Linked DNA regions of Mus musculus: regions 1, 3, 4 and 5 are each linked to region 2. Evidence: chromatin loops called from intact Hi-C (ENCODE). Cell type or tissue: heart. All regions are shown on one strand. Region 1 overlaps Larp1 (La ribonucleoprotein domain family, member 1). Region 2 has its middle 39 kb from the start of Gm33078. Region 3 overlaps Gemin5 (gem nuclear organelle associated protein 5). Region 4 overlaps Gm51898 (a long non-coding RNA gene). Region 5 holds the start of Gm12248 (predicted gene 12248).

The links. A loop is a pair of places that touch in the nucleus more often than their neighbours do. Peaks named below come from ENCODE experiments on the same cell type or tissue, not always from the same donor. Only the 100,000 strongest peaks of a DNase experiment are listed, where the experiment ranks them.
Region 1: a loop joins it to region 2, with 7 times the contacts of the local background. A loop is called at or near these places in 25 of 42 quality-filtered maps.
Region 3: it touches region 2 in a loop (3-fold over the local background); 7 of 42 quality-filtered maps call a loop at or near these places.
Region 4: a loop joins it to region 2, with 4 times the contacts of the local background. A loop is called at or near these places in 10 of 42 quality-filtered maps.
Region 5: a loop joins it to region 2, with 4 times the contacts of the local background. A loop is called at or near these places in 26 of 42 quality-filtered maps.

The regions. Positions count from the first base shown.
Region 1 is chr11:58,054,868-58,059,867 of GRCm38, reverse strand. It overlaps Larp1 (La ribonucleoprotein domain family, member 1), which reads right to left. Exons shown (of 19, transcript NM_028451.1): 16 at 4,257-4,401; 17 at 2,705-2,814; 18 at 2,480-2,607; 19 at 1-1,309. The coding sequence ends at 1,103. Among named protein-coding and RNA genes, the nearest start is that of Gm51897, 30 kb to the right of the region's middle. In heart, CTCF peaks have their summits at 2,185 and 3,438 (motif pointing left); no DNase peak of the experiment used is centred here.
Region 2 is chr11:57,948,555-57,953,554 of GRCm38, reverse strand. It overlaps the pseudogene Gm12245. Among named protein-coding and RNA genes, the nearest start is that of Gm33078, 39 kb to the right of the region's middle. In heart, a CTCF peak has its summit at 2,363 (motif pointing left); no DNase peak of the experiment used is centred here; H3K27ac peaks cover 2,074 bases.
Region 3 is chr11:58,162,344-58,167,343 of GRCm38, reverse strand. Gemin5 (gem nuclear organelle associated protein 5) reads left to right here. Exons shown (of 28, transcript NM_172558.3): 3 at 1,270-1,451; 4 at 2,936-3,087; 5 at 3,431-3,550. Among named protein-coding and RNA genes, the nearest start is that of Gemin5, 3.7 kb to the left of the region's middle. In heart, a CTCF peak has its summit at 2,073 (motif pointing right); no DNase peak of the experiment used is centred here.
Region 4 is chr11:58,223,735-58,228,734 of GRCm38, reverse strand. Gm51898 (a long non-coding RNA gene) reads left to right here. Exons shown (of 4, transcript XR_003949689.1): 4 at 2,691-3,338. Among named protein-coding and RNA genes, the nearest start is that of Irgm2, 11 kb to the right of the region's middle. In heart, a CTCF peak has its summit at 2,900 (motif pointing right); DNase peaks (open chromatin) are centred at 2,924, 4,224 and 4,764; H3K27ac peaks cover 1,549 bases.
Region 5 is chr11:58,090,912-58,095,911 of GRCm38, reverse strand. Gm12248 (predicted gene 12248) reads left to right here and starts at 2,783. Exons shown (of 9, transcript NM_001378239.1): 1 at 2,783-2,912. It also overlaps a transcript of Cnot8 not described here. In heart, no CTCF peak of the experiment used is centred here; a DNase peak (open chromatin) is centred at 2,751; H3K4me3 peaks cover 962 bases; H3K27ac peaks cover 769 bases.

The DNA of each region.
Region 1 (5,000 bases), 110 kb before region 2:
AGACAATGCAACAGCAGGGGTGTCCTGGGCACAGCTCTGATAGAACTGCCCCAACTCTTGCCTCCAGGTAGGAGGCCCCGTACATGCAACTCAGTCTCGAGGAAAGTTCTAGTCAGTCCAAGTCCAGGGACATCCCGGGCAGGTGGAGCTCTTCCGGAGGCTCAAGGAAAACAGGCATTTGGGCATTAGTTCAGGTTCCCGCTCCACAATAAGGCAACTTTTAAAAAAATATTATTTCCAAAAACAGAACAGAAGAAAAATTCCAAGGAGGGGGAAAGACATCACTTTCTATGGAGTAGGTGGGCTCTGGTTTTTTGTCTTTTTTTTTTTTTTAAAGTGGTCGATTTTGTCTTTTTTTTTTCTTTCTTCTTTCTTTCTTTTTTATTTTCGTTTTTGTTTTTTTTTTGTTTTTTTGTTTTGTTTTTCTGTTTTCCCAAGGATGGAAAGGTCAGAGAAAAAATAAAATGAATCATCTTTCAATAGTCTCTTCTGGTGTGAGCAGCGTCTCTGGGGTGGGGCGAGGGGGCGAGGGGAGAGGCTGAAGCTCCCACCCCCACTGAGATCCTTTGGTTTCCTTCCCCCAGAGGTGGCAGAAGGGCATGTGGAACAGCAGGGACACGGTGATGGCAAACCCCAGGTGATCAAGGGGCTGGTGCTTCTGGGGCCCATGGGCACCGCCAGAGCCTTCTGGTGGGCTGCATAGTTGGCTTGAGGGAAGCGGGAAGAGGCAGGGGAGACAGGTCGGCATAATAGCCGCAGGAAGGGCTAAAGAGTGATTTTGGTAATCCAGACAAACTATCAATAATTTAAAACTTGATATATATATATGTATATATATATATATATATATATAAAATCTCCCCCCTTCCCCTCCCCCCTTAGAAGTTATGATGGAAGTCATGGTGACAGGAGGGATGGGGTACTTGGAGGCTCCTGCCCAGGAGCACCGCTAATAGCCCAAATGGTATACACTGCTACTTAGCGCAAAGGCCCATTCTTAGTACTCTAGGTCTGTCCCTTCTCTTGTTCGCTCTTCTGGGCACCCCACAGATCCTCAACCACCCCACCCCTCTATCACAAACCCCAGGGGGCTTCAGGCCATTCACTTTCGCAAAGTCAGTGTGTCCGAGTGCTGGCTTGTCCATTTGGCATCTTCTCGAGTGGCCTGGCCAGTAGGTGTCGTAGGGGGTTGGCTGATCCCAGTGGCAGGCCTGCTGGAAGACTGGGAAGGGCACCGCTTCCTGCCCTCTCCGCTGCCTCCTGCTACCACTGGGTGTCGCTTGTGGTTGCCTTCCTCGCCCATGGGGGGCTGTAACAGAGGAGTCACAAGTGGTCAGAGAACACTAGCCACACCACTTTCCAGAACCAATCAGGTCTCCGTTCCATCTCCAAATGAGGACAATGGTTTGATTTACATCCTGTCCTTTCATGTGGACAGTACCAGAAATAAGGAAACGGACCAAACACATAATTTGTCAAAGGCTTCCTATATTTAGGTCCATATCCTTAAAGACCAGAGTTTGACCCTATAAATTTTTGTCCCCTTCTACAAAGGGTCTCTTAGGAAAAGACCTGTGGTGTGTGGAATGCTACATGGTGCATGTATTGGCTCCACAGGGAACTGTCTTATTCCAGCCTTCACCAGGCCCGTGAGCCAACAATGAAGACTGTGATTCAGCTTGCCCTACTATCACCAAATGCCACCCAAACTATTTTCCAGGTACTAAGTTCCAGCCATTGGTCCTTAGCACACATCTCCTCCCCAGAGTAGTTAAGAACAAGCCCAGTTTACAGGTATGTAAACTGATGACACTCTTACCTACAAGAGTGTGCTCACAGTCTGGGCACCAGGAAGGGTCAGTTCTACAATAACTTAGGACGACCGCTGATCCTTACCTAAACCTATCACTTTTCTGTTACATGTTCTCAAGAGAACAGCCTGAGTATCAGAGTCTGCTCATTACAAACTTTTTGGTTAAAAGCCTTTCTGCCTTCTTTGGTGCTGGTCATTAAAACCAGGGCCTTCAATGGGTTATACATGTATCTTACCATTGAGGTAAACCCCCAATACCACAGACTTCTTGAAGGAAAATCTCACTTGAAGTACTTTGCACAGACACAAAGATGAGTCAATGAAGCCGCCTTTAGAGGCAGCCGTTGACACACGCACAGCACTATTCAGACTCACCACAGGGTGTCACTGTTTAGGCACTGCTCTCGACAACGGAGGACTGAAAATTAATTTACAAATTTCTTTTCCCAGAAGGAACAAGTATATTTATCAGAGTAGCTGGTCCTGATCCTGACACAAACTAGTAGTAGTGGGCCTGGATAAGCAGGTAGGCTGTGACAATAGGAGGGAGGCTGGGAACAACTCTAGTGAGCACCTGCTGCTGTCCACTGTCACGTGTACGTCACAGACAGGAGAGGGATGCTCTCTTTACAGGACAGTTAGGAGTCAGGAGAGACTTTCACTCACGTCCACTCGGAAGTCTTCTAAGCGGCGGAATTTGCCGAGGTATTCTTGCAGTTTGGGGTCAATGTCCAAATTTTTGGCTTTGGAGTATTTCAAGAAGGCCCAGAACTTCTCCAATCCATAGAGCTGGCCTATAAGAAAACAGGTAGGTGGGCTATGATGAAGAGAGAGGGATGGGGTCTAACACAGCAAAGCCCAGGAGGGCTCCCGCAGCTCTGACACTCTTACCAGCCTCATAGTCCTTCACTGTCTCCTCCTGGAAATCCTTGAATATGTCCAGCCGGAACTTTTTCTCTAGACCATAACTGTAGTATCGAAAAAGGCACTCCAAACCGTACCTGTGGAGGGTAGGAAATGTTGAAGTTGGCACAGTACTCACTTGAATGGCATGGGGAGGGTGGGTTGCTGGCCTAGCAAAGAAACTCTGGAACAGTTAAGACAGTTCCTGGACTGGAAACATGGCATGTCCACTGCAGAATGGGCAGCAGCAGTAATACCAACCCTGAAGAGCTGTTTAGTCGCAGGGCTCAGCCAATTCTGCCCACCTTGATCTGCTCTCTGCCTTTTAACTGCAGCGTTTTACTCCAAAAGCAGTGAAGTTTTCCTAACAGACCTTACAGTAAGTACATGAAGACAAAATCACCTCCCGTCTATCCATTTCAGGAAAACACTCATTCCTACACCAGCTCTCTGATCTACACCTATCAGCAGGTTTGTTCATCTACCTTAGTCAGAAAGTTTACCACTAGGAACGTGATACTAAAGAAACAACCAAAAGTATTTATATTTTTAAAGATTTATTTATTATATGTAATTACACTATATAGCTGTCTTCAGACACTCCAGAAGAGGGCATCAGATCTCATTACAGATGGTTGTGAGCTCAATACCATCTGTAACGGGATCTGATGCCCTCTTCTGGTGTGTCTGAAGATAGCTACAGTGTACTTAAACTAAATAAATCTTAAAAAAAAAAAAGTATTCACAATCAAACAAAATACAAAACTCTAGAAGCCGGGTGTGGTGGCACACGCCTTTAATCCCAGTACTCGGGAGGCAGAGGCAGGCGGATTTCTGAGTTTGAGGCCAGCCTGGTCTACTGAGTGAGTTCCAGGACAGCCAGGGCTATACAGAGAAACCCTGTCTTGGGAAAAACCAAACAAACAAACACCCTCTTGCAAAGAAGTTGTTTAGAAAAATTCTGGAACTGTTGCAATAGGCTTATTACATTGTTAAAATAACTTTTAACAATTAATTGGCCTTTAATCCCAACACTGGGAGGCAGATCTCTGAATGTGAAGGCAGCCTGTTCTAGAGTGAGTTCCAGAACAGGCACACCTAACATTGAGAAACCCTGTCTCGGGGCGGGGGGTGTGGGGGTGTGGGTGTTGTTATTTGCCCCCTGGTAGTGTCAGTGGCAAATGCCTTTAATCCCAGTACTCAAGAAGCAGAGGAAGACACAGATCTAGGAGGTTGATGTCAGCCTGATCTACAGATAGAGGTCCAGGGAAACCAGGGCTACACAGAGAAATTCTGTTTGGGGGGGTGGGTGGAGATGAGAGGCATATCTAACCCCCTCTCCCCAGTAGATTTGCTGGTGACATAAAGGTACAACGAACAGAGCAAGAAGCAAAGAGACAAAGAACAAAGGAGAACTGCCTGTACAAACCACCACATAAACTTTTAAACTCGTGTCAATACCTTGCTCATCTTTAAAACTTCAATTTCAGCTCTGGCAGCTGACTCACTGGGCCCTAACTAGAGCCCCTGGCTCACTCACCTGTAGCCTTCTTTGGCATCCTCCAGTGCGAGCTGCTTGAACTCTTCATACATCTTTTTATTGAAGTGATCTCGGAGGAAGAAGGACCAAAAGCGGAAGAGGGTGTTCATCTCCTGAGACTGGCCAATGCCCAAGCGCTTCCGCTCTGATGGGAAAAACAGGAGAGGGTGAGGCCACGCTGTCCTATCCTCTAATCTAGCCATTTGTTTAGCTCCCAGTCTCACCTGCTATCACTTAAAGCAGTGGTTCTCAACCTTCCTAATGCTGAGACCCTTTTATACTGGTCATGTTATGGTAACCCCCAACCAGGACATCATTTTTTGTTGTTGCTGCTATGAATCATAATATAAATATCTGATACAAAACTCCTAAAGGGGTAGAGATCCACAGGTTGAAAACTGCTGACTTAAAGGAACTGGCAGAATACTGCTGAAGTATAAACAAGTCACTTTTTGTCAAATTAATCAGTTTTAGCAAGTATAGCATGTTAACATGTAAGTAAGGAGAAATGGCTCAGCAATTAAAAGCACTGGTTGCTCTTGCTGAGGATCCACCCACATAGTTCCAGCACTTACATGGTGGTGGCTCACAACTGCCTATAATTCTAGTTCAAAGAGATTCAACAGCCTGTTTTGGCCTCCATCAGCACCATGCATATACATGGTACATAAATGTAAACGCGTGTAAAATACTCATATACATAAATTACAGCAGTTGGGAGACAGAGACAGCAGTTCAAGGCCA
Region 2 (5,000 bases):
GGAATGTGCCACCACTGCAGGGCTACCCATAACTTTATCTTCTCTCCCTACCCCCATGCATCTTCTCTCCCTTTTCTTTCGAGACAGGGTCAAGGCCCAGGCTGGCCTTGAATTCACTATGTTGTCTCTGGCTGTCCTGGAATTAATTGGTTAGTTTATTCATTAAAAAAAAATCTTTTTGAGATAGGGTCTTTCCTTTGCTGTCCTGAACTGGCTCTGTAGATCAGGCTGGCCTCAAACTCAGAGACATCTGCCAGTTTCTGCCTCCCAAGTGCTAAGATTAAAGGTATGTGCCGCCGCCATCTGACATTAGGAATTTATTATGTAGAAAGTTTTGCCTGCTTCTGCCTCTGGAGTGCTGGGGATTATAGGTGCAGGCTACCATACCTCGTTCATGTTATGTGATGCTGGAATAGAACCCAGGGCCTTCTAGATGCTAGGCAGGCACGCTGTCAATTGAGCTATATCTCCAGCCATTGTTTTTGTAAGAGAGGGTCTTGCTATGTAGACCTAGCTAGCCTGGAACATACTATGTAGGCTCCATCCTCCAAGTGCTGGTGTGACAGGCTTGAGCCACCACACCCATCTGCCACTTCCTACACATTGGTAATTACCTCTCTGGTCTCCAGTTTCCTTATCTGTAGAATGGGAAAGCATAGCTCATGCCTGAGTGGGTGCCGCTGGGAGCTCTGACATCACTCAGTGTCAGGTGTGTGGTGGCCTCATTTCTAGGAATAGCTTCTGGTCTGGAAATCCCCCACTCTTGTACAAGGAGACTTCACACGCTCTCCTGTTGGGCTCCACCTATCCTCCCCTACCAGCTTTTTCTCAAAACATCTATACTTCTCACACGTTGGTGAAAGCCTAAAGCAACTTGGGGGGAGGGCATCTGCTCTGGCTGTGGTCATGGGGCCTGCACACCAGGACCTCCAACATGGAGACCTGCTCAGCATGTATACCCCAACAGGAGGCAGGGCAGCACGAGTCCTCCTTTCTCTGCTTGGCTTTGAGTGCTCACTTGCAGAGGTGCAGCCAAGCTTCATTTGATTGACAGCTCCAGCCAGGTGGAAGCCGCTCATGCTTGCAGTCCTAGCCCTTGTTTATTCTCTTCTTTAATCTCAATGATCTTACTTACCATTTTCTTTTCAGATTTTTTTTCTTCTTTTTTTATTGAGACAGGGTTTCTCTGTGTAGCCCTGGCTGTCCTGGAACTCACTCTGTAGACCAGGCTGGCCCTGAACTCAGAAATCTGCCTGCTTCTGCCTCCCAAGTGCTTAGTTTAAAGGTGTGCGCCACCTACCCTGCAAGTTGCTTTTTCTTATTGCCTACCTTTTAAAATTTTTGTTAAGATTTATGTAGTCTTTTATGTGCATGGCTGTTTATCTGCGTGTATGCATGTGCACTGTGACTGTGCCCGGTGCCCTGGAACTGGAGATACGGTTGGTAGTGAGCAGCCCTGTGGGTGCCAGGAACTGAATTCACCTTCTTATGCTTTCCCAGGGTCCTCTTGTAGCCTCGGAGCTATTTCTCTGGCCCCTTCCGCACGTCTCTATACGGGTCTCGTGTATCTCAAGCTGCTGACCCTTCCCCATTTTACCAAGAGTGACGCTGAACTCCACATTCGTACACACTCCCTCCAGAGAATTGCCATTACTGGCCTGTTTCACTGCCACGCCCCTACCCTACTTCCATCTCAATTTCATTTTTTATTTCCTCTTTTTACACTTCCTTTTCTTACACCTTTCAAAGATAGCTTTTAAAGTCGGAGTCTTGGTTCTGGAGATGACACAGCCGGAGTCCCCAATGGCGAGTGGTTTCTCTCTGCCTTGCTTCGTGGCAGGAAGTTCACATCATGTCTTGCCACAGGCTTCACACCGTGCACTCCACAGAAGTTGCAGTCTAGGGAGTCTGAAGCCTGCTCCCCTGACTTAACCTGTCGCTTGCTCAGCTTTCTCCTCCAGCCAGGAGCGAAAGCCAAACACAAGATTTCTGTGGGGTGCGTTGAAGCAAGGCTGTAAACCCAGCACAGGAAAGGTAGGAGGCTTGCCACAGGTTAGAGGCCAGTATGGGCCACACTGGGAGACTCTGTCCGGTCACACCAAATGTTTAACTCATCTATTACACTTTAAAGCTGTGACTTTAGGCAGTGACAACTTCTAGTCTTGGTGTCCTCCTTTATAAACTAGCAATGACACTTGGAGAGAGGAGATGAGAACACACATAATTGTTTATTGTCACTTGTCTGCTTCCTAACGTTTAGTCGCATAAATGCTTAGGGAAACAATGCAAGAATAAATTTTCACCTAAGCAAAAACAAATTTAGGTGTCAAAAAGGCTGGCTCATCTGCTTGTCTTTGCCGCCACCTACTGGTCATATATGATAAAGCACATATTTCAAGGCTTGCCAAGATGGCCTTTTGGTTTTTTGTTTTTGCTTTTTGGGTTTTTTTTTTTTTTGAGACAGGGTTTCTCTGTGTAGTCCTGGTGACTGTCCTGGAACTCACTCTGTAGACCAGGCTGGCCTCGAACTCAGAAATACACCTGCCTCTGCCTCCCAAGTGCTGGGATTAAAGGTGTGTGCCACCACTGCCTGGCTGTTTTTGTTTCATTGAGACAGGGTCTCACTTGGCAGCCCTAATTGTCCCAGAACTAACTCTAACTCTCTCTCTCTAACTCTGTCTCTCTCTCTCTGTCTCTCTGTCTCTGTCTGTCTCTGTCTGTCTCTCTGAGTGTGTGTGTGTGTGTGTGTGTGTGTGTGTGTCTGCCACATACTGAGGAGGCCAGAAGAGACTGTCAGATCCCTTGGGGTTACAGGTTGTGAGCTGCCCTGCTTAGAGAACTGAACTCTATCTAGTCCTGGCTGTCCTCCAGCCCGCTACGTAGACCAGACCAGTCTAGAACTTATAGGGATAAAGCGATCCTTCTGCCTCTGCTTCCTGAGTGCTAGGATAAAAGTCATGTGCCACCACTGCCCACTTCTGACTCTTCTCTCACACTTACACTCCAGCACTATGTATTTATACTCTCTTCTTAGCTCCCACCCCTTAGTTAGGCTTCTGATGCTGTGATAAAACCACAACTTAAGGAGGAAAGATTTATTTCAGCTTCCAACTCTTAGGTCACTCTTTACCACTGAGGGAAGCCAGGGCAGGAACTCAGGACAGGAACCTGGAGGCAGGAGCTGATGCAGAAGTCATGGAGAAATGCTGCTTACCGGCTTGCTCACCCATGGCTTGCTAAGCCTGCTTTCTTATATGACCCAGGAACAGCTGCCCAGGGTTGGCATTAGCACAGTGGGTGGGGCCCTCCCACATCAATCATTAAGTAAGAAAATGGCAGACGGACTTGTCTAGAAGCCAATCTTACAGAAGCAGTCTCTCACTTCTCCTCCCACATGATTCTAACGTGTGTCAAGTTGACAACAACTAAAAAAGAAATAAACTACCGGCTTACACCTGTAATAAGAATCTAAAATTTGTAAATATTTTAATAAACTCCAAGTTTTCTTTAAAAATATATAAATGAGAAATTAAAAAAAAATGCTGGACAGTGGTGATACACCTCTTAAATCCCAGCACTTGGGAGGAAGAGGCCAAGTGGATCTCTGTGAGCTTGAGACCAGTGTGGTCCACAGAGGGAGTTACGGGATGTGATGGTTTGTATGTGCTCAGCCCAGGGAGTGGCACTATTAGAAGGTGTGGCCCTGCTGGAGTAGGTGTGTTCTTGTTGGAGTGGGCTTGTCATTGTGAGTGTGGGCTATAAGACCCTCATTTTAGCTGCCTGAAAGTCAGTATTCTGTTAGCAGCCTTCAGGTAAGGATGTAGAACTCTCTGCTCCTCCTGCACCATGCCTATCTGGATGCTGCCATGTTCTTGCCTTGATGATAATGGACTGAACCTCTGAACCTGTAAGCCAGCCCCCAGTTAAATGTTGTCCTTATAAGAGTTGCCTTGGTCATGGTGTCTGTTCACAGCAGTAAAATCCTAACTAAGACACAGGACAGCCAGGGATACACAGAGAAATCCTCAAAAAAATAAAATAAAATAAAATAAAATAAAATAAAATAAAATAAAATAAAATAAAATAAAATAAAATAAAATCAGGACACAGCCAGGATATGCGTTATACTTATATTTCAGCATCTGAGAGGTGAGGCAGGAGGATTGCCTTACGTAAAAGTAGCCTGGTTTGGAACTTAATAGCTAAGTAGCAAGATCCTGCCTCAATAAAAAAAAAAAAACAAAAAACAAAAAAAATCAACCAGGGGCTGGAGAGATGACTCAGCAGTTAAGAGTACTGACTGCTGACTCTCTCTAGCCCGCCATCCCCAGGCACCTGTTCCTGGTGGCGCAGAGCACACGGCCCGGGCAGCACGGAAAGCAGCAGGAGGAGGAAGAGCTGAGCAGGTCGGCGCACCTGGTGGTGAGCATCTCTAGAAAGAGGAGAAGGCAAGGATAGGCCCAGGAGTGATGGCATCCAAATTTAAACAAGTCATACTGGATCTCACTGTGGAGAAAGACAAAAAAGACAAAAAAGGTGGGAAGGCCTCCAAACAAAGTGAAGAAGAATCCCACCATCTGGAAGAGGTTGAAAACAAGAAGCCTGGGGGAAATGTCCGAAGGAAAGTCAGGCGACTTGTGCCTAACTTTCTCTGGGCCATACCTAATAGGCATGTTGATCGCAATGAAGGGGGAGAGGATGTTGGGAGATTTGTAGTGCAGGGAACAGAAGTCAAGAGAAAGACTACGGAGCAGCAGGTGAGGCCTTACAGGCATTTCCGAACCCCGGAACCTGACAATCATTACGACTTTTGCCTCAGACCTTGAAATCTAAGATTTTCTCTGAGCTCATAAAATGGCTACTGTTTTACAAGCTCTTATCAAGTGGGGGTATTTTTTCTGTAAACTTTTGGTGTTTCCACTTAACGGTTTCTATGTAAAATTGTTTAATCGTTGCATTTAATTCAAACATTCCTGTTAGCATGGCAATTTAACCCATTT
Region 3 (5,000 bases), 210 kb before region 2:
TTTCCAATGTATGCCTGCACACCAAAGGGGGACATTCAGATCCCGTTATAGACCGTTTAAAACTACCGTGAGAGCTCTGGGAATCAAACCTGGGACCTCTTGATAAGTAGCCACTGAGCTATTCTCCAGCCCCTAGTCACTAACTCTTTTTTTTTTTTTTTTTTTTTTTTTTTTCCGAGACAGGGTTTCTCTGTGTAGCCCTGGCTGTCCTGGAACTCACTCTGTAGACCAGGCTGGCCTTGAACTCAGAAATCCGCCTGCCTCTGCCTCCCAAGTGCTGGGATTAAAGGCGTGTGCCACCACGCCCGGCTTAGTCACTAACTCTTATCTGTAGCTGCTTTGATGATATAACAATAGAATTGAGGAACAGCCACTGAGAGCATGGCCTACAAAGTCTAACAGAGCCAATAGGTCCATATAAAATATATACCCGGACTGATAACTGATGAGAAGGCTTTCCAGGTTCAAGGGCCTGTCCTGGAAGCCTGATGACCTGAGTTTTGATACTTTGTTTTATTTTGTTTTCTTTACTTGAATTGTGTATGTGTATTTCGCCTATAGGCCTGGTGTCTATGGTGGTAAGAAGTACATGAAAACTGAAGTTTCTGGTGATTGTTGGTCACCATGTGGGTGCTAGGAACCAAAGCTCTGCAAAAGCAGCAAGTGTTGTTAACCACTGAGCGGTCTCTCCAGCCCCTTGAGCAGTTTAATCTCCATGAAAGTAAGAGAGAACTGGCTCCACAGAGTCTTCTGCCTTCCACATGCTCGGCTGTGGCACATGCTCTCCCCAACACAATAAATAGAAAATATAGGGGCTGGAGAGATGGTTCATCCATTAAGAGTGCCTCCTACTGTCCCAGAGAACCCAAGTCGGGTTCCCATCACCCTTGTGGGTTGGCTCATAACCAGCTCCAGGGAATCCGTTCACCTCTTCTGGCCTGCATAGACACACATGTGGCTTTGCACACATGAGTAAAAAGTGTGTCTGTGCACGTCCATGTCAGTATCCCCAGGCATGGTGGTGCATGGCTGCAATTCTAGAATTCTTGTACTCAGGAGACAGGCAGAAGGATTGCCTTGAGTTCCAGGCCAAAATTACAAAGTAAGACGGTCTCAAAACCACACAAAAAGTTTTAACTTTAGACTTACTATATTGCTATACAGGTAGTTATAGCATATTTCTTAAGTACCTGTAATGTGGGTAGCATTAGGCTGGTTTACAGCCCAACACTCACAAATGAGACTCATCTGGCTTTGCTTTGTTTGAAGCATACAATATCAGCACTGCATTGGTCTCCGACAGTTAAGGACTTAATAGTCTCTGGGGATGAAAAAGGAGTCGTTTTCTGTTACTGGCTTAACAGAAATGACAGCCAGCACCTCTTCACAGAGCCCAGGACCATATTCTGTCTGACGTGTTCACCTCATCACGAAAATCTAGTAGCCATTGGGTGAGTACCGAGTACTGTGCTGTCTGCTGGTGGTTTGGCTTAGTTTATGATCCTGCTTTTCTTTCCTCTTGCCTGTGTGCCTCAGTCCTCAGAGGACGACAGCAGCCCAGGGTGTCATATGATCCTGTGAGCTCCAGTTCCAGACTTTGCTCTGCTCCCCATATTTCTATGATGCTGTGTTTTCTATGATACTGAATTTTCAAGCCACCCTTCAAAAGTTAGAAGTGCCTTCTTTCGCTCTTGGCTGACTTAGACTATCCTTGGATGTGGTGTTAACTGTAGAGTGCCAGGTGACTCTGCTTTATGTACCTCACAAATAGGACAAAGAAGGCCAGCTTCATGATACCCTTTATGAAGCCTTTGGATGTACAGGATCGTTTGGGTCTGACTCGGGAACATTTATGAAGAAAGGCTAGGGATGCTAGATTATAACGCAGAAACATTGGCTTCCACTAGGAAGTCAAAGCAGAAACTTGGTAGGAGTAGGTATAAGCTATTTTTCCTAAGCTAAGTATAAAATACTTTAAGGTTTTTTGGTTGGTTGTCTTTTTACCATGTATAGTTATTTTGCTTGCATATGTGTTTTGTGTACCATGTGTTTGCAGTGCCCTAGGAGACCTGAAGAGGGCACCAGATCCTCAGGGACTGGAATGACAGATGGTTGTGAGCCACCTTGTGAATACTGGGACTTTGGTTCCTCTAGAAGAGCAGCTGGTGCTCTTAAGGGCTGAACTGTCTCTCTAGCTCCCAATAGATACTTTTAAACGTGTTCAAAATAATTCACTTTTTAAAAAGCTATTAGAGTCTATGGGTTTCTGCTGAATTCATAGATTGACACTTAGGTACAGTTTAACGGTTCCTGTTAAGTTTGTAGTTGGAAAGCAGTATCATTTGTGGAGCTAAGGATGTGGCTCCTCTGGCAGAGGGCTTCTCTAGCACATACAAAGGCCTGTGCTCAGTCCCAGGTACTGTATAAAGCAAATATGTTGGCTCATGCTGTGATCTCAGCCCTTGGAAGGTGAATGAAGTTCATGATCACCCTCGGTGCATAGTAGGTGTGCAGCCAGTCTGTGATGTGTAAAGCTGTCACAAACAAAGTTTATCAGTTAACTGTTTTCATTGCTAAAATCTTTTCCCTTTTCAGGGCAGCAGCAATGCAGACAAGCTGTAAACTTAGTGGGTACTGGGAGGAGTGGGTAGAGAAGAGGAGGAAAGCCTTGTCTTTTGAGTTAGGGTCTGCCTTGGAAGTCTGTAAACAGCTGTAAAAAGAGGTGGGGCGTGGTGGAAAGGGAGTCTCCAGAGAAAGAGTAGTCTAGAGTCTCAGGGTAAGCATATGTGGGATTTGAACCGGTATCTAAGCAGGCAGAAAAGAAGAAAAAAGAAAGTTCTATGATACTGTGCTGCTTGGGTTAGAACTCAGACAGGTGAGAGGCTTGGCAGTGTCGATCTGCAGGCTCCTGAAATGTTTCTAACTTATTTTTCAGCTACAAAGATGGCATAGTGGTTATCATTGACATCAGTAAAAAGGGAGAAGTTATTCACAGACTTCGAGGCCACGATGACGAGATCCACTCCATAGCCTGGTGTCCTCTGTCTGGTGAAGACTGCTTATCCATCAGCCAAGAGGAAAACTCGGGTAAGATGATGGAAGGAGAGCTCTGCTCTCTCCAGCCCTAAAGAACTAAGTGTTGAGTTGCAGCTTCTGAATTATGCTTAGACCCTGAGCCTCGCAGAGCAAACTAGGAAATGGGGAGGAGCTGACTTTGCTGAGTTACTCTGTAACCACAGTGCATGTCCAGTGTAAATTAAAAATAAGCAGTTACTAGCTGCTCTTCCCGGGTCCTGAGTTCAATTCCCAGCAACCACGTGGTGGTTCACACCCATCTGTTACGGGTCTGATTCCCTCTTCTAGTGTGCATGAAGACAGAGCATTTATATATATATATCTTTAAAAAATAAAATCTCTGTCTCTTTCCTAGAAGAACCTGACATTCCCAATGGGAAGCTTATAGCAGAAACCCCCATCACAAAAGGCTGCTACTTAGCCACAGGAAGCAAAGATCAGACCATTCGAATCTGGAGCTGTTCCCGCGGCCGGGGTAAGGTTGATGCCTAGGGGTTATCCTGCTTTCTTTTCTGTTGCTATGGTAACACAACTACCCACCTTGGAGGGACTAAGTGATTGCAGCTTACTTAGTTCTAGGTTCTGGTCCATCATTTTATTACTTTTTTTTTTTTTTAAGAATTGATTTGCTTTTTTGTATATAGATGTTTTTGCATAGACATATGTCTGTGTGCTGTGTGTGTGTGTGTTCAGGGAGGCCAGAAAAAGGCACTGGCTTCTGTAGGAACTGGAGTTATAAACTGTTCTTGGTCACCATGTGGGTGCTAGAGAGCAACAAGTCCTCCTAACTGGCGAGCTATTCTCTTCCACTGCTCTGCAACCCATTCTTCAGAGGAGTCAGAATGAGTCGGGCTGTCTCCTCTGCAGTGAGGAGCAGAGAGGAGAGGATTGCTGCCCACCTCTGCTCAGCTTTCTCTACACTTAGCAGCTCAGGACCTAACCCCCCAAATGAACAGCACCACCCATCTGCAGACTGTGCTCCAGCTCCTTTCTGCTGCTCTGATAAAACACAGACCAAAAGAAACTAGGGGGGGGGGTTGTTTCAGCTTCTAAATTAGAGTCTGTCACTAAGGGAAGTCAAGGTGGGACCTTGATGTAGAAACTGTCCAATGGAGGAATGTCATGTGCTGGCTCAGCTGGCTTTTTTGGATAGCCTGGACTGCCTACACAAGAAATGATACATCCCATAGTGGGCTGGACCCTCTTTACAAATTGACAGTCACCCACAGTCATACTCAGAGGCCAAACTAATCTAGATAATCCCTCACTGAGATTGTCTTTCCAAGTTTCCTGTTTTGTCACAGTGTCTCTTCAGTGGCAAATTCTGTACTGTTGCAGTAGAATTATCTATTTGTTTTGTTTCATCTCATTCTAAGAATATCATCTAGCTAAAATCTTGCTTACCAGAAAGTTGCTGTCCCTTATAACCTGTTTAGACCTCTCTGTTCTGGACACCTGGCCTTTGTGTCTGTTTTCTAGTGCCTTCTAGAAGGCAAGAACCCCGGCTTTGCTGAAAGAGTCTTGCCTGGCATGCAGAGTAAGGCTGTCCTAGATCTTGCTATGTATACCAAGCTGGCCTCAAACTCACAGAGATCACCTGAGAGCAAGATCTTTACTATAAGAATGCGAATAATGGGCTTTCCTTGAGTGTTAAGAATGGAAAAACAGTGACACAGACTCAGTGTGCATACTGAGCCCATGAACAAGCTGGCTATGTTACATTGTCTTCAAATTTTAGTTAGCGCTGTGACGGCACACATCACCTTTATGTGAGTCCTGGGGATCAGACTCATCTGTGTGGCAAGCACCTTGTCCAGAGCCATCTCGCCAGGCCCATCACTTGCTTCAAATTAGGCTAAACATCCCTCTTCCCCCCAAGACACCTGCCTGAGAATCCGTGAACACAATAGCTGTCCACAGTAGCC
Region 4 (5,000 bases), 280 kb before region 2:
CTGCCCAGCTTTCTCTATCACGGTGGGAATATCATCCCATACTTGCAAGTATTTTATTTTACCAGTGATCCAAGTACACGAATTAAGGTGGTCCTGGAAAGAGTCTTCTAAAAGCTTTTTAATGGCTCATTGTCATTGCTTCCATATGAGTTTAAAGAAATATTCCCATTCTGGTGCAAATAGTCTATGGTCATAGTTGATTTCTTTCCTCCTCCTCCTCCTCCTCCTCCTCCTCCTCCTCCTCCTCCTCCTCCTCCTCCTCTTCTTCTTCTTCTTCTTCTTTTTTGGTTTTTCGAGGCAGGGTTTCTTTGTGTAGTCCTGGCTGTCCTGGAACTCACTTTGTAGACCAGGCTGGCCTCGAACTCAGAAATCTGCCTGTCTCTGCCTCCTGAGTGCTGGGATTAAAGGTGTGAGCCACCACGCCCAGCTCCTTTCCCAGTCTACCTAAAGTTAAAGCTAAAATTCTATATTTGAAACAGGATTACCATATGTTCCAGTAATTCACTAGTGGGTATGTAGCAAAAGAACTAAAGTCAGACTGGAGAGATGGCTCAGTGGTTAAGAGTACTGACTGCTCTTCCAGAGGTTCTGAGTTCAAGTCCCAGCAACCACATGATGGCTCACAACCATTTGTAATAGGACCTGATGCCCCCTTCTGGAGTGAGGACAACTACAGTGTACTCATAAATATAATAACTATAAATCTTTTTTATTTGCTTATTTATTTTATTTTTTGGGGTTTTTCAAGACGGTTTCTTTTTGTAGCCTTGGTTGTCCTGGAACTCACTCTGTAGACCAGGCTAGCCTCGAACTCAGAAATCTGCCTGCCTCTGCCTCCCAAGTGCTGAAATTAGAGGCATGTGCCACCACTGCCTGGCAAATCTTTCTTAAAAAGAAAGAATTAAAGGTCTAGAAGAGATACTTGTTTACAGATGTTGACAGACGTGTTACTTTAGCAGCTAAAAGGAGAGAAGAATAGTGTCCTCCTTACTTTTTCTGTTGCTGAGATAAAATATCCTGACAAAAAGCAACGTAAGGGAGAAAGGGTTTATTTTGAGCTCACAGTTCCGGGTTACTGTCCATCATTGTGGGCAGTCACAGCAGGTGGAGCTTAAAGTGGTTAGCTGCCTCATATCCATGCTCAGGAGCAGAGAAAATGAATACATGCTTAGTACTCAACCCAAACAGTCCAGTCCAGTCCAGGACCCAAACCCAGGGAATGCTGCTGCCCACAGTGGGCTGGGTCTTCCTACGGCAATTAACCCAGTTAAGAAAGCACCCCCACAAGCATGCCCACAGACTAACCTGATCTAGACAATACTTCACTGACTCTTCCTGGGCTCTGTCAAGTTGACAAACAAAAAGTTGTATGGATGACAGCAGGCATCATAACTCATTATCAGTGCCTGTGATGTTACCTCCTCCTCCTCTTCTTTGTCCTGTTCTTCCTCCTCCTCCTCCTCCCCTTCCTTCTCTGCCTAATCCTCCTCTTCTTCCTACTCTTCCTTCTCTTCTTTTCCCTCATCTTCCTTTCTCCTCCTCTTCTCCTCCTCCTCTTCATAGTCAGGGTCTCACTATGTAGCCCTGACCAGCCTGGAACTTGCAATGTTGAGCAGGTTGGCCAGGACCTCATGGAGATCCTCCCACAGCAGCCTCCCAAGTGTTGGGATTAAAGAAAGCCATGTACTACCATGCCTGGCTATCTGTTATATTCTGTTATATATATATGATATATATGTGTTATATATTCATATATATATCATATATATATATCTGTTATATTATATATTAAAAGCAGATTAAGGCACAAAGGAGGACTCTAGGGTCACCAACCATACAAATGGAGAAGCATGGGGCACGTCACTCTTGTTCACTGTGTCTGTAAATACAACCTTGCTTTATTCACCCTCATCTCAAAATAAGTTTAAAATTAAGATTTAATGTAAGGGACATATTAAACTGGTTATACAAATAACTTTTTATTAACTTGTGGGGTTTTTTTTTGGGGGGGGGTTGGGAAGTGTGTCTGTGGACACATGCAAGCCATGGCAAGTATGTAGAGGGCAGAGAGCAACTTTGTGGAATCAATTCTTTTTATCCACTGTCATGTGAGCTCTGAGGATTGAACCCAGGTTGGGAAACTTGTGTGGCAAGACCTTTAACCTCTAAGCCATATTTCTGGGCCAAACTGTTTTTGTTGTTGTTGTTGATGATGATGATGTTTTAAGTTCTCTCTCTCTCTCTCTCTCTCTCTCTCTCTCTCTCTCTCTCTCTCTCTCTCTCTCTCTCTCTCTCTCTCTGTGTGTGTGTGTGTGTGTGTGTGTGTGTGTGTATACCTGTGGAGGCCAAAAGAAAGCGTTGGATTCTGTGGTGCTGGTTATGAACTACTTTTTCTGGGTCCTCTGGAAGACTAGTATGTGCTCCTAACCACTGAGCCACCTCTCCAGCCTTGGTATATACTTATTTATAAATACCTAAAAATGAGCCACTCGCAAAGCATACTTATAAGACATGATAATTTACACATGCATGCTTTTGATTGATAAAGAAACAATAATTATTACAATCTCTTCGAAAGGTAGCCAGGTCTGTGGCATGGACCTTTGTATTTAGGAGTCACTCTTACTAAACTTTGCCTTTTGTTGTTCAAATGTGGCCAAAATGGTTTTTGTTTTGTTTTGTTTAAACAGACTCCATTCAACCACTCCTCCTCCACGCTCCGCAGGTCACCTGCCACCAGGGGTCAGAGAAAGGGATGATTAATCAGCCATACTTGGGGGAGGTGTGCTGTTGAGAGACAAGTGTGGAAAGATACCCAGCTGTAAATGGAATTGTTTATATCAGCTTTCCCAGATGAAAATGAGCAGAGCCCAGAAAGGTCACGGAGCGTTCCTTCTGCAGGTTGCCGATCCTACCACTAGGGGGAGCAAGTACATGCCTCCCTGCTTCCTCCCCATCTCTGTCCTAGGTTTTCTGTAGGCTGTTTTCAGACACAGGCTGGGGATGTTTTTTTGTAGCTGTCTGCCCATACTGCCAATCCACACACCAATTCAGCATTGGAATCCCAGCACCCTGAATCCCTAAATGCTGGGGACTGCATACCATGACATGTATGGTGCCTGGGACCCTGAGAAATAGGAGACACATCCTTACAGGTGACCTGCCATCAGAAATAAGGAGCTACCCGCAGCAGGCCTGGATGGTGACCTCTCAGAAGCCCGCAGGCAGCTCATTTGTAAAAAGTTGGTTCCCATTTCTCCTGACCTTAGCACTGGACAATGGTTGTATAGATTTTATTTGTGTGTGACTACTTTTCAATTGGCCTTGGTGTGCATAATTATTCTATTATATCTGACTTTCCTATTTTTTTCTCCTGCTCTGGTGAATTCTGTGAAACTAGATGTTCCTTGATATAATGGTTCTTATGAGGCATGGGGTGGGGGGGAGGCACAGCACAGTCCTAGTGGCCCAGGTGCAGGCTGTGCATTCTCATTTTTGGAACAATGTAATAACTGCACAATGGTAGTTTCATATTAATGTTTGACTTGCAAAGAAAGTTTGAAGAAATTATGTCTAGGGCTGGAGAGATGGCTCAGCAGCTAAGAGCACTGGCTGCTCTTTCGAAGGTCCTGAGTTCACATCCCAGCTACCACATGGTGGCTCACAACCACCCATAATGAGATCTGACGCCCTTCTCTGGTGTGTCTGAAGACAGCTACAGTGTACTTACATATAATAATAAATAAATCTTTAAGAAAGAAAGAAAGAAAGAAAGAAAGAAAGAAAGAAAGAAAGAAAGAAAGAAAGAAAGAAAGGAAGGAAGGAAGGAAGGAAGAAAGAAAGAAAGGAAGAAAGAAAGGAAGGAAGAAATTATGTCTAGAAATAAATTTAGAAAATGAAGCAGAGTCAGTAATGGGACCTCAAGAAAGGAAAAAGCTACTTAAATTATGAAATGAGTTTTGTACAACATTTGAGAGTTGGTCCTGGTCTCCTTTGGATATGTAAAAATTAGACTCCGGAAAGAAGATAGAGAATGCATAAAATCTTATACTAGTAAAACTAAGCCAAAACAAACAAACAAACAAACCCTTAGTAAAAACACTAGGACTCTTAGAAAAATCGTGTGTGCAACATACAGAAGCCACAGCTTGTGAATTGCTGAGTTAAGGATTAACCCGAGTCCGCCTGCCCAGAGCATAGGAGGAACTCTGGCCGGATGTGGGCTAGCCTCCCTCCCCCTTCTTCCCCTGTCCCCTTTTAGTTCCCACAAAGGTGGTTGCAAAGAAGAACTGGCTCACGATATTTGAAAGCTCACCCCGGGTCTGTCAGTGAGAACATGCTATGCCTTATTAGTGAAAGTTTTCAGGTGGGAACTCAAGAAAGTAATTGACGGAGATGGACTGTTAAGGGTAAAAAGTTTGTGGTGGCGCATGCCTTTAATCCCAGCACTTGGGAGGCAGAGGCAGGTGGATTTCTGAGTTCGAGGCCAGCCTGGTCTACAAAGTGAGTTCCAGGATAGCCAGGGCTATACAGAGAAACCCTGTCTTGAAAAACCCCAAAGGGGGGAAGAAAAAAAAAAGAAGAAGAGTTATTAACCCCATGGACAGACAGACAACAGCAAGGCTGGAACACTGTTGGGAAGAAATCAGGGCCTATGTGGGTGGCAGAAGCAGGGGGTGGGGTGGGGTCTCTTATTCCTTTCCGAGGATCTGGTAGGTTTCACTGCACAAGAATGGAGCCAGGATGTCTGATTTCCAGAAGTCAAGGAAGTGGGTGGGAGGTGAAATGTGAGCTTTGAGGCCACCTCACTTCAGCATGTGAGACAGACACTCTGGCATCTGGGAGTCTGTTGGCAGGACGCCTGTCAGTGTCTGTGAGAAGGAGCAGCGGCAGGTGCTGTGGCCTGAGCAGCAGCAGGGTTCCAATATTATATTCTTACAGCCAGTTATGCTTCAAACTGCTCGTTTATGCTTCCCTACCATGGTGAATGCTCATTGCAT
Region 5 (5,000 bases), 140 kb before region 2:
GTCTTTCTCCCTCTCCTGAAAGCTGGGGTCACTACACCCAGCAAACACAGCAACTCTTCAGTGCACTATTTGGGAAACTCCACACATTCAAACATTAAGAAATCAAAGTGTAACCCCAGGACTCAGGTAGGATGAGGCAAGAGGACCAGGACCAAGGGCATCCTCTACAGATGGAGTTCCAGGCCAGTCTGGGTTACCTGAGGTCCTAGCTCAGTCAGTCAACAGAGGCTGAAGAGATTGCTCAACTTTTTCTGCTTTTGCCAAGTTCAGTTCCCGACACCCCAGTTCATAGCCATGTGTAACTCCAGCTCTCTGCAGACCCCTGTACCCACATGTATACATTCCCACACACATATACACATAATAAAAGATACATTTATTTGGTGTTTTTTTTTTTAAAGACAGTTTCTCTGTGTAGATCTTGCTCTGTATACCAAGCTGGCCTCAAACCACAGAAGTCAGCTTGCCTCTGCCTCCAAAGTGCTGGGATTAAAGGTGTGCACCACCACCACCTGGCTAATAAAAAATATTTTCCAAGCAGGATTGAAAAATAAATAATAGAACTGGTAAGATGGCTCAGCAGTTAAGAGCACTGACTGTTCTTCCAGAGGTCCTGAGTTCAATTCCCAGCAACCACAAGGGGACTCACAAACATCTATAATGAGATCTGACGCCCTCTTCCGGTGTATCTGAAGACATAAAATAAATAAATCTTTTGAAATAAATAATAAGGAACAGGGAAGGCATGCTCTGCTTCTGAAACATTTTGTAGAGTCCAGGCCTAACACACACAAAGCCACCTTCCACCCCAGCTCCAAAGACGCCAACTCTGGCACATGCCTGTAATCTCACCATTGTTGTTGGTAGAGCTCAGGAGAATCAAGAACGCAAGGTCATCTTGATACACAATAAGTCAAAGCCCAGCCTGGGCTACAGGATGACCTCTCTCTCAGAAAACTGAGGAATGGAGCTGGAGAGACAGATGGCTCAGGGATTAAGAACGCTTGCTGCTCTTCCAGAGGACGAGAGAATTTGCTTCTCAGCATCCCACATGGAGTGGCTCACAATTGCCTTTAATTCCAACTTCAGGGGTCTGATGCCCTCTTCCAGGCTCCAAGGCACTGCAGTCATGTGATATACACATACACACACACAGAGAGAGAGACAGAGACAGAGACAGAGACAGAGACAGACAGACAGACAGAGGCAGAGTTCTAAATATATCCTGACATTGTAGCACATACCTTAAATCCCAGACCTTGGGGGGTAGAGGCCAGAGGATTTCTGCAAGCTTTTGATCCACCTGATCTACATAGCAAGTTCCAGAGCAGCTCAGGCTACAGCAGATGAATGGGGGAGGGAGACGAGAGAAGCCTCTTCAGGGCACTTCCCCAGCTTAGGAGTTTGTGGAACTGAAAGGAAGTCTCAGAACACAGAATTTACTCCAAAATGGAGTCGGTAGCAAAGAGCATGGAGCAGCCAGGTATTATAAATTGAGAATGTGGGCTGGAGAGATGGCTCAGCGGTGAAGAGCACTAACAGTTCTTCTGAAGGTCCTGAGTTCAAATCCCAGCAACCACATGGTGACTCCACAACCATCTGTAACGAGATCTGACTCCCTCTTCTGGAGTGTCTGAAGACAGCTACAGTGTACTTACATATAATAAATAAATCTTAAAAAAAATAAATTGAGAAAGTGAAGTCACAGCACAGACAGCCTCTCCCAGAGAGAGCTGATGGGAGGCTGATCCCTTCAGGCTGTGGATCTAGCCTTTTAAAGAGTGACTGCCTATCATAGAGTGGCTGGCATGTCCTCTAATAGCTCTCTCTTTTAAAGTAATTTATAGGCAGGCATTGTAATGCATGCCTGTGATCCCAAAGTTCCCAGCCAGCTGAGGTAGGAGGATCAGGAGTTCAAAGCCAACTCTGACGTCTTTGTGAGTTTGAGGCCAGTCTGGGGTGCATAAGGCACTCTCTTAAAAAGAAGAAGCAATGGGGCTGGAGAAATCACTCAGAGGTTACAAGCACTTGTTGCTCTTGGAGAAGACTCAATTCCATTCCCAGCATCCACATGGGGCAGCTCAAAACAGCCTGTAAATCCAGTTGTGGAAATCAGAGGGTCAGAATCTGTGGCCTCCCGGGGTACCTGCAATGAAGTGGTGCACACACAGACAAGCAGATAGACACAGACACACACACACACACAGACACACACACACACACACACACACACAAGTCAATGTAAAGAGACTAGAGGTGAGTGAGCAGCTCACATCTTTAATCCCAGCACTCAGGAGGAAACAGGCAGAGGAATCTCTGAGTTCTGGGGCAGCCCAGTCTAAGGACCTTGTCTCATTTAACCCTAAAAAATTAAAATTTAAAAGTTTAAATACATGCCCTATATTTTTTAAAAGAGGGAGGGGAGGGGAGGGGAGGAGCGAAGGTAAACTGAGCCAGTCAACTCTCTAGTCTTTTTATCAGCATGGACAAAGTGTGCCATTGCTCACCGCCCACGTCTTCATCCAGGTTTCCTGCTTGTTAACATTTTCTAAAATCAGAGAAGACAAAGGGAAAAAGAAAGTTCGAGGGGAGCAGAATCCGAGGCCATGCCCTGTTTCTCAGCTTTTGAGCTGTCCTCTCTCATTAAGGACGTGTCCTTCCAAAAGAAAGGCATTCTGTTTCCAGCCCACACAGACCTAAACTTTTTCTCATCACGTGCCTGGTCAGAGCCAGTCGGCAGCCCTGTAAGGCGATCACCAGGGACAGCCTCCAGACCCACCCGAACTGAGCCGGGTGACTGCCAGGTTAGCCTGCAGACCTACAGCTATGCAGCAGCCACAAAACACAGAAACACCCCAGGCTGGACCTGTGACTTGGAGACAGGGACGCTTGGGAACAGCCCCTCTGCAGAGGTGAGCAGAGGACTGTTGAGAGGAGGCTATTTGAGGAGGCCAGGCAGGATATATCTAAGTCCCCCTTGGCCATCAGCCTGCCCTCTCCCCTCCTCCGCAGGTCCCCTACCTGTTCCTCAGGGAGCCAGCACCACCTGCCAGGTGTCTGCACCTTCTGTCTCCTCCATAATGTTGCTTCTCTCCAAACTGACACAGTTCTAATGACTGTGGGAGGAACGGTTCCCAAAGGGGAAGTGAAACTGGAAGAGATGGCTGGGAGGCAACTCATCCTAGGACTGGGACGAACTGCCACACTCTTAAGTCTCTGGAAGGACATGCGGCCTGGGAGCTGGGACAACATACAGTGGCTTCAGGTTTCAGACCATCAGTGTGCCCAGCTGTCCTAGAAGGTCACCCACCAAAGCTAGCAGTGAAGTGGTTTTGCAGGGTGGCCTCTACCCTAGAGGCCTTTGGTGCTTACAATGGCCAAGACAAGATGCTGAGGTTTGTGAGTTGCTGTCAGTTTTGCTTGTAATTCCAAACAGACAGATGTCTCTGGCTATAAGGCAGAGAGATCAAGTCAATTTGATAAAATAAATGCAAGGAGGGTGTGCTTCTGCCTCTACCAAGCAAGTCACTAGCAGGAAGGAAAGACAGACAAGTGTTCAGCCCACAGGCTCTCAGCACATTCTGGAAGGAAAACAAAACAAAACACACAATACTTTTCTTGTTTTGGAGCTCTGTATTTATTTATTCAGCAAGCACTTCCTGAATGGGGGCTACATGCCCAGCTTGTGTTTGATGATTTAATACCACTGTAAACACAACAGGCGTGCCCTGTGATTGATTGATTGATTGATTGATTGATTGATTGATTGATTTTGATTTTTCGAGACAGGGTTTTTCTGTGTAGCCCTGGCTGTTCTGGAACTCACTCTGTAGACCAGACTGGCCTCGAACTCAGAAATCCGCCAGCCTCTGCCTCCCAAGTGCTGGGATTAAAGGGTGGGGGGAGGGTATGGGGGACTTTTGGGATAGCATTGGAAATGTAAATGAGGAAAATATCTAATAAAAATATTTTAAAAAAAAGGTGTGTGCCACCACTGCCTGGCGCACTGTGATTTTTTTTTTTTTTAATTTTTTACAAGGGATATAACCCAGGGTCTTCCCAGTGCAAGTCCAGTACTTTCCCATCAAGCTACACCCATCTGTTTTGTTTTTGTTTAACTTTATTTTGAGACAAGGTTTTGCCAGGTTGTCCAGGATGACTGTCAACTTGTCACATCCTGCTTCAGCATCCAAAGTAGCTGGGATTTCAGAAGAGCACAACCACACCCAGCTACCAGAAGCTCTTAAAGGATTGCAGCACCATGGGGAAGGGTTACTGCCCAAGGGCAGTCTCACCTCCTGGGGAGCCCTTCATCATCTCATTCAGCATCAGCATGAGCCCCTTTCCTTCTGCCTCTTTTTAAACCAGGGCCACTGATGCCCTGGTGAGCCTTCTGCTCATCTGGACTGCTGCTCCTGAGGCTGGTGGGCTCTTCTAAGATGCAAACAGCCTGTGCAGACACTAGGGGTGGGCAGAGTGTCATGATAGCTGCTGACTCTCATCTCCTAGCTTGATTTAGGTCTAGGCCCACAGAGTGACCACCAGACTTCATACAGTTGCCCATAAATACAAAAGGCCTCTAAGCTTTTGAAAGTTGCTATGGTAAAAGATGGATCACCCAGTTTGTCTTGTAGGTGGTCACAGCCTAGAAGAAAAGGACCTTGGAGTATGGTATGCATCTTTATCCGTGAGAAACCTGGCTTCTCACCCTTATATTCTGTCACCCAAGAAAAAGGGACAGCAATGTGACTCTTGGGATTATACCTTTTTGCCCAAAGCCAAAGGAACTAATCACGTCCTTTCCCACCTTGGGACAATGCCAGATTACATCACTCATAACACAACAGAAATGTACTGTTTTACTAAGAGCTTGAAACAAAATGTTAAGACACCTGGCTTCTGCCTGAGGCCTTTAGAGTTTAGAGTGAGTCATTTAAAAAACATTATTTCTATATCAATGTGTGTTAGCATGTGTAGGTATACATGCCTGCTTGCGGGCA